Regions from separate parts of the Homo sapiens genome. Here region 1 is linked to region 2. A link is an interaction called in ENCODE POLR2A ChIA-PET data of the cell type or tissue named here. Cell type or tissue: HepG2. All regions are shown on one strand. Each heading gives the region's core, and the rest is flanking DNA. Links, peaks and the distances in the headings are about the cores only.

Region 1 (2,916 bases), core at 235-2,734, 81 kb after region 2:
TGCTATTGAGATAATCTATTCTGATTACTAATATTTTAACTGTAACCTGTTGTATTGCTTTGAAAGTTTTTAGGATTTTTTTTTTCTCCCCTAGAAGTTCCGGAATTTCATGACAATGTGCTTTGGTGTGGGTCTTTTTTACTCAAAGGATTGTTCACCTGATGGCCTTGCAATCTGAAGATTCTTGTCCTTCAGTTCTGAAAAATGTATTTTTCCCCCCTTTGATAAGTTTTCTCCCCTCCCTTTTCTATCTTCTTTTTTTCTGGACCTGCTATTAATCAAAATGTGTGATAAATGTTTTAATTTTATTACCTTCCCCCACAGTTTTCTTACTCTTTTAATTTTGCTTTCTGAGAGATTTCCTTCATTTTGTCTTCCAACTTTTATGTTTTTTAAATTTTCTGCTGCCCTATTTTTAAGATTCAAAAGCCCTTTCTTATCTTTTGATTGCTTCTTTTTTTTTTTTACAGCATCTTGTTTTTGCTTCATGGATACATTTATTTTATCTCTTTAAATGGTTTCTTCTGATACCTACATTATCTCCACGGTTCCCAGGTTGCATGTGACAGAGATGGGGAACTAGGGATCTTACCACGCCACGTTAGGATTTTAAACCAGTACCCTGGTTTTCTGCTCTGCAGTTCACATCCCCCAACCTCCCATCCCATGGTGATTTATGCTTTGAAAACCAAAGCTTTTCTTGGGTTCTGCAAGAAACAAATGGCACCCTTCTCGTCCAGGTTGTAGCTTCCTTCATTTTGCTAAATTAGTTAGATTCCTCTATCTACTTTCCATCTATCTAAAAATTTGTTGAAATCACTCATCTTCTACTTTATCTTCTTCTAATCTTTTTGTTCTTGTGGGCATCGATTTATCTACCTACCTACCTACCTACAATTGAACCTCATTATTCTTGGTAGCTATGTTCTGTAAAGTCATTGTGAACAGTGCATTAGTGACTATTGAACCATTGCCCATAAGAGAAATATAGGGTTAGGGTCTTGGAAGCATCTGGTCGCAACAGTTTTGCAAACTGATCAATATATAACCTTGTTTAATAGATAGTGTTGATTCATGAACATTGAACTTGCAGCCAACAGCACTATAACTCATGCCTGAACAAAGCTCACTGGTATTTGCTTTGTAAAGCACATCATAGCATTCCTGCACTTAGGAACACTAGGCAACAGTACTTCAGCACTATGCATAGGGGCTATTTTTAACAGCTAAATCACCAACAAAAAGCACAAAAATGTGAAAAATGTGGCACTATGTGTACCACAAAAAGGACACTTGCTTTTAGTATGAACATTGAAACCAGGCACAATATTACCTTGTTTGACCTTAGCTAGAAAAGTGCACATTAGGCAACTCAAAATTTTTGCTGTTCTGCACATGTTTGCAAATGGCCACAAAATGCCATTTGTATTGATTTTGGGATTACAATAAATTTTAGTAAGCAGATGAATTTGCAAATACAGAATCTGAGAATATGAGAATTGCCTGTATCTATCTAATTATGTCATTCCTTTAGTTTCATTTCATGAGGATTTTTCAGAAAAGAAATAGATGCCTGTGTCCAATCCCCCTCATTTAATAAAATGTTATTATTTTAATGTTTAAAGTGAACACTGGAAGGCCTTTCTAAATAACTTAGAATCCAGAAACCAAAAAATAAAAATGACAAATTTGATTACATAAAAACTCATATGATATAAAAGACAAATGACAAAATGGAAAAATGTTTGCAGCTCATATTACAGAAAAAAAAGGGCTTGTAAAAATTGAAAAGAAAAAATCCAATAATCCAAATTTTAAAAGGGCCAAAGATATGAAGAGAGATCACAGAAGATTCAAACACCCACTAAGTGCATGAGAGAAATGCAGAATCTCATAAGAAAAATGCAAATTAAAACTACCAGCCGGGCGTGGTGGCTCACGCCTGTAATCCCAGCACTTTGGGAGGCCGACGCGGGTAGAGCACGAGGTCAGGAGATCGAGACCATCCGGGCTAACACGGTGAAACCCCGTCTCTACTAAAAATTTAAAAAATTAGCCGGGCATGGTGGCGGGTGCCTGTAGTCCCAGCTACTTGGGAGGCTGAGGCAGGAGAATGGCTTGAACCTAGGAGGCAGAAGCTGCAGTGAGCCGAGATCGTGCCACTGCACTCCAGCCTGGGCGACAGAGCAAGACTCTGTCTCAAAACAAAAACAAAAACAAAAAACAACAACAAAAAATACCCTGAGATACTATTTTTTCACCTATTGAACTGGTAAAAACCCAAAAGTTAGGCAGCCCGCTTTGTTGCCAAGGCCGTGGGGAAGCATGCGTTCTTGTACATTGCTAGTGGAAGGGCTCATTGATTCAACCCTCCTGGAGAACAGTTTGACAGTATCTTTCAAAATTACAAACACATTTTCCCTTTGACCCAACAATCTCACTTCTGGGAATTTAACCTACGTATTAAAAAATGAGAAATGCACAGAGTTATTCACTGGAGAGCGGTCTGCAGTAGCAAGACACTGGAAACTACTCAAGTGCCCATCAGTGCTGGATTTGTATTTAACATTATGTTTCACCCAGACAACAGCTCAGAGAACTGGGCAATGGCTGCTCATGTGTTGAGCCGGGGCATACAGGATGAAGAGGGACAATGAGAGGGAATGAATTCTATTCTAGACACCCTGAGTTTGAGGAACCTATGGAAATGTCCAGGAGGCAACTAAATGAAACAGCCTGTGGTAGACAGAATAATGGCCCCAAAGATGTCTACAGCCTAATCCCAGGAGCCTGTGAAAATGTTCCCTTCGCATGGTAAAGGGATGTGGCAGATATGATTAAGCTAAGGATCTTGAGATGGAGAGTTTATCCAGGATTATCCAGGTGTGCCCAGTATAATCACAGGGGTCCTTATAA
Region 2 (2,916 bases), core at 290-2,789:
CTGTGAAGATAGAAATGTTATTTGAGCCATCCAGTAGGGTTACCTCAAGCCACAGCACATGTGCGCATGTGTACCTGAAATGTGGTAGTGTGACTACTAAGGCACTGGCTTCTTAATTTAATTTTATACATTTTAATTTAAATTCAGGGCTGAGCACGGAGGCTCACACCTATAAGTGTGCCGGAGGCCCAGCACTTTGGGAGGCTGAGGCAGGAGGATTGCTTGAGGCCAGAGGTTTGAGACCAGCCTGGGCAACATGGCAAGACCCTGTCTCTATAAAATATAAAAAATTGGCTGGACATGGTAGCACGTGCCTATAGTTCCAGCTACTTGGGAGGCTGACCGCAGGAGCTGGAGGCTGCAGTGAGCTATGACTGCACCACTGCAGTCCGGCCTCGGTGACAGAGAAAGACCTTGTCTCAAAATAAGTAAATAAATAAATACATAAATAAATAAATTTACATTTAGAAAGCCACACATAGCTAGTGGCTACCATGCTGAACAGCACAAAAGCCCTGCTAGGCACATCTTGAGATGTCACTGAGGCCAGTAACTGACTGGCTGTTTGCTTCAGACCTTGGGGTGAAGATCCTGCAAATGTCAGCTGCCCGGCACTCACATGAAGTAGGCTGCCCCTTGGGAAGGGGAACACATGATCGCAGAGGGTTTCTGGCTGCACTGCCCTCCTGCAAGCTGGCGTGGGCTTGGGCCTGCCAGCACCAGAGTCCCATGACTCTAGCTCCCCCAGAGGCCCTGGCGCTGTCTATTCACCACCATCCTAGGACTGCTGCTGCTCGCTCTGCTCCTCCTCTTCCTCCTCCCCATCCCCCAGCCCAGAAGGGCAGCAGTCCTCTCGAGTTTGCCCCTTCAGACAAACCAGGACAGCTTCATCCAAGTATAGAAATAGTCACCTGCTTTCTCAAAGTCACATCAGAACAGAGCTGAGAGGAACCTTAGAAGTCATTCCTTCATTCCTCCTACCGCCACCCCATTTTACAGTTGAGAAGCCAAGACCTAGAGAGGTGATCAGTATCATCTTTGGCCTCTTTGCCCAGGGCAGTGACCCACTGAGTCCACAGATGGGGCAGGAACACGTGTGTGTGCAGGAAAAACAGGAACCATCTGGCTGGGGTCAGGCATTCCTTCTGCCTCTTTATGTCCACAGGATAGTTTTTTAAATTGATGATGAGGAAGGTGCATGTTTGGCAAAGAGGACAAAGCTTCCAATCGTTTAACTGCCAAAACATACATTGGGGTCACTTATTGGTGAGAAACATTTCTGTCCTGTCCTTACAGATTCTCTGTAACATAATTCTAGTTTTTAAACCCTCCCTTGCACAGAGATTAGGCCCCAGTTCTCATAAATAAAAAATGCTTGGAGCATATTTATTGATTGCACGACACCGTTTATCCATTTTGAAGTGAGTAGTACTAACCATCTTAACACTTTTCCAAGCAGAAAGTTCTCCTTCATGGCTAACTTCACTGACTTTTTCCCCCTCTAACTCAGCGTGGTATGGAGAGAGCTTAGCCAAGCCAGATGGACAAGTCACTGATAGGCCACATTCTGCTAGGAATATGTAAGCTATATATGGCAGACTTTGTTTAAGGTCCAAAGTTCAAGGTTTCAGCTATGGTCACGCGGATCATATCAGACTTGAAGTGAGAGCTGCTGTCCTGATTTGAAACAGTCTGCATAACAAACTGTTGGGCACCACTGAAATGTATCAGGGAACTCGCTGCAAAAAAAAAAAAACACTCAAAATGAATCATCCCAAAGTTCTAGCAACCAGGAAACAGACACAGTAAGGTGAGTAGTCTACGTTCCCGTGGGCATTCTAGCTCATTTTTAATGACATCTTATGAGTATATGGCTCCATTTCTCTCCATAATTAGAGTTAATAAATACCTTCAAGAGGATGTTTATGGCAGACTTTGGAATATTAACTCGTTATTATCAGAGTTATGTTGCTGAAGGTGAAGCCTGGTTTTGAATACAGAAACCACAGCCAATGCCTCACTCACCTCAAAATGCAAATGTAGCAAAAATTAATCCCATGGGACTGTTGTCTCATGTCTGGCCAGAAAGATGAGAATAACTAATTTGTTTGAAAGTTTCAACTGCTTCCATCTTATGCCTTGGAAAGTTTTTCAATTATTCAAACACTACCATAAAAGAAAGACAATGGCATTTGGAGTCAAAAGTATTTGTATTGAAATGCCAAGCCAGTCATTTAATGACTGTGATAGATTAAATTACTTTTCAAAATTCTTCACTCCTTCCCTCCACCACCTCCATGGAAGAATTGTATTTCCCTGCCCTTGACTTTAGCTCAGCCATGTGATCATTCTGGCCAATGAAACACTGGCAGATCGGATGCAAGCCATGACTTCAAATGTGCATGTGCAGTGGGACTTGGCACCTGCACCTGTTCCAGCTGGTTCACTGGCCCAAGAAGGAAGAGAAACGTAAGACTGGACCCAGACTTAATCTGCAGTTTAGAGCCACTCAGCCAAACCCAACCAAGATCAGCCAACCCCCAGCTGACCAACAGACACTTAAACAAGAATAAATGACTTTTGTTTTAAGTTTTGGGGTGGCTTGTAGTGTAACAACTCCTGATTGATACATTGGCAAAGACTTAGTTTCAGTTACTATGAGGATTATGATACCAACTTCATAGTGTGATCTAAACAATGCGATGCTATGATCCCTTTACTCATTGAAGACCAATAATGTCCCACTCCTGCCTTGACTTCCCCAGTGATGTATGTTACAATTTAGCTAAACTGGGCCTACATTTCCCAGTATTCCCTTCTCTGGTGGTCCTGGGTTAGCACTGACCACAAGAGAATTTTTCTGCAAGATATGGAAGCCAGAAGTAAAGCAGCAGACATGTTTTTTTAGGCTCTGAA

What was found. ChIA-PET counts read pairs that join two places held together with the same protein. Peaks named below come from ENCODE experiments on the same cell type or tissue, not always from the same donor. Only the 100,000 strongest peaks of a DNase experiment are listed, where the experiment ranks them.
Region 1: POLR2A ChIA-PET joins it to region 2 with 7 read pairs; 7 of 35 experiments call an interaction of 5 or more read pairs at or near these places.

What each region holds. Positions count from the first base shown.
Region 1 is chr3:16,331,964-16,334,879 of GRCh38, forward strand. All of the region lies in intron 7 of RFTN1 (raftlin, lipid raft linker 1), which reads right to left. It also overlaps a transcript of OXNAD1 not described here. Among named protein-coding and RNA genes, the nearest start is that of OXNAD1, 68 kb to the left of the region's middle. In HepG2, for the core only: no CTCF peak of the experiment used is centred there; a DNase peak (open chromatin) is centred at 1,218.
Region 2 is chr3:16,250,764-16,253,679 of GRCh38, forward strand. It overlaps LOC124906218 (a long non-coding RNA gene), which reads left to right and starts at 423. Exons shown (of 2, transcript XR_007095838.1): 1 at 423-2,916. In HepG2, for the core only: no CTCF peak of the experiment used is centred there; a DNase peak (open chromatin) is centred at 1,628.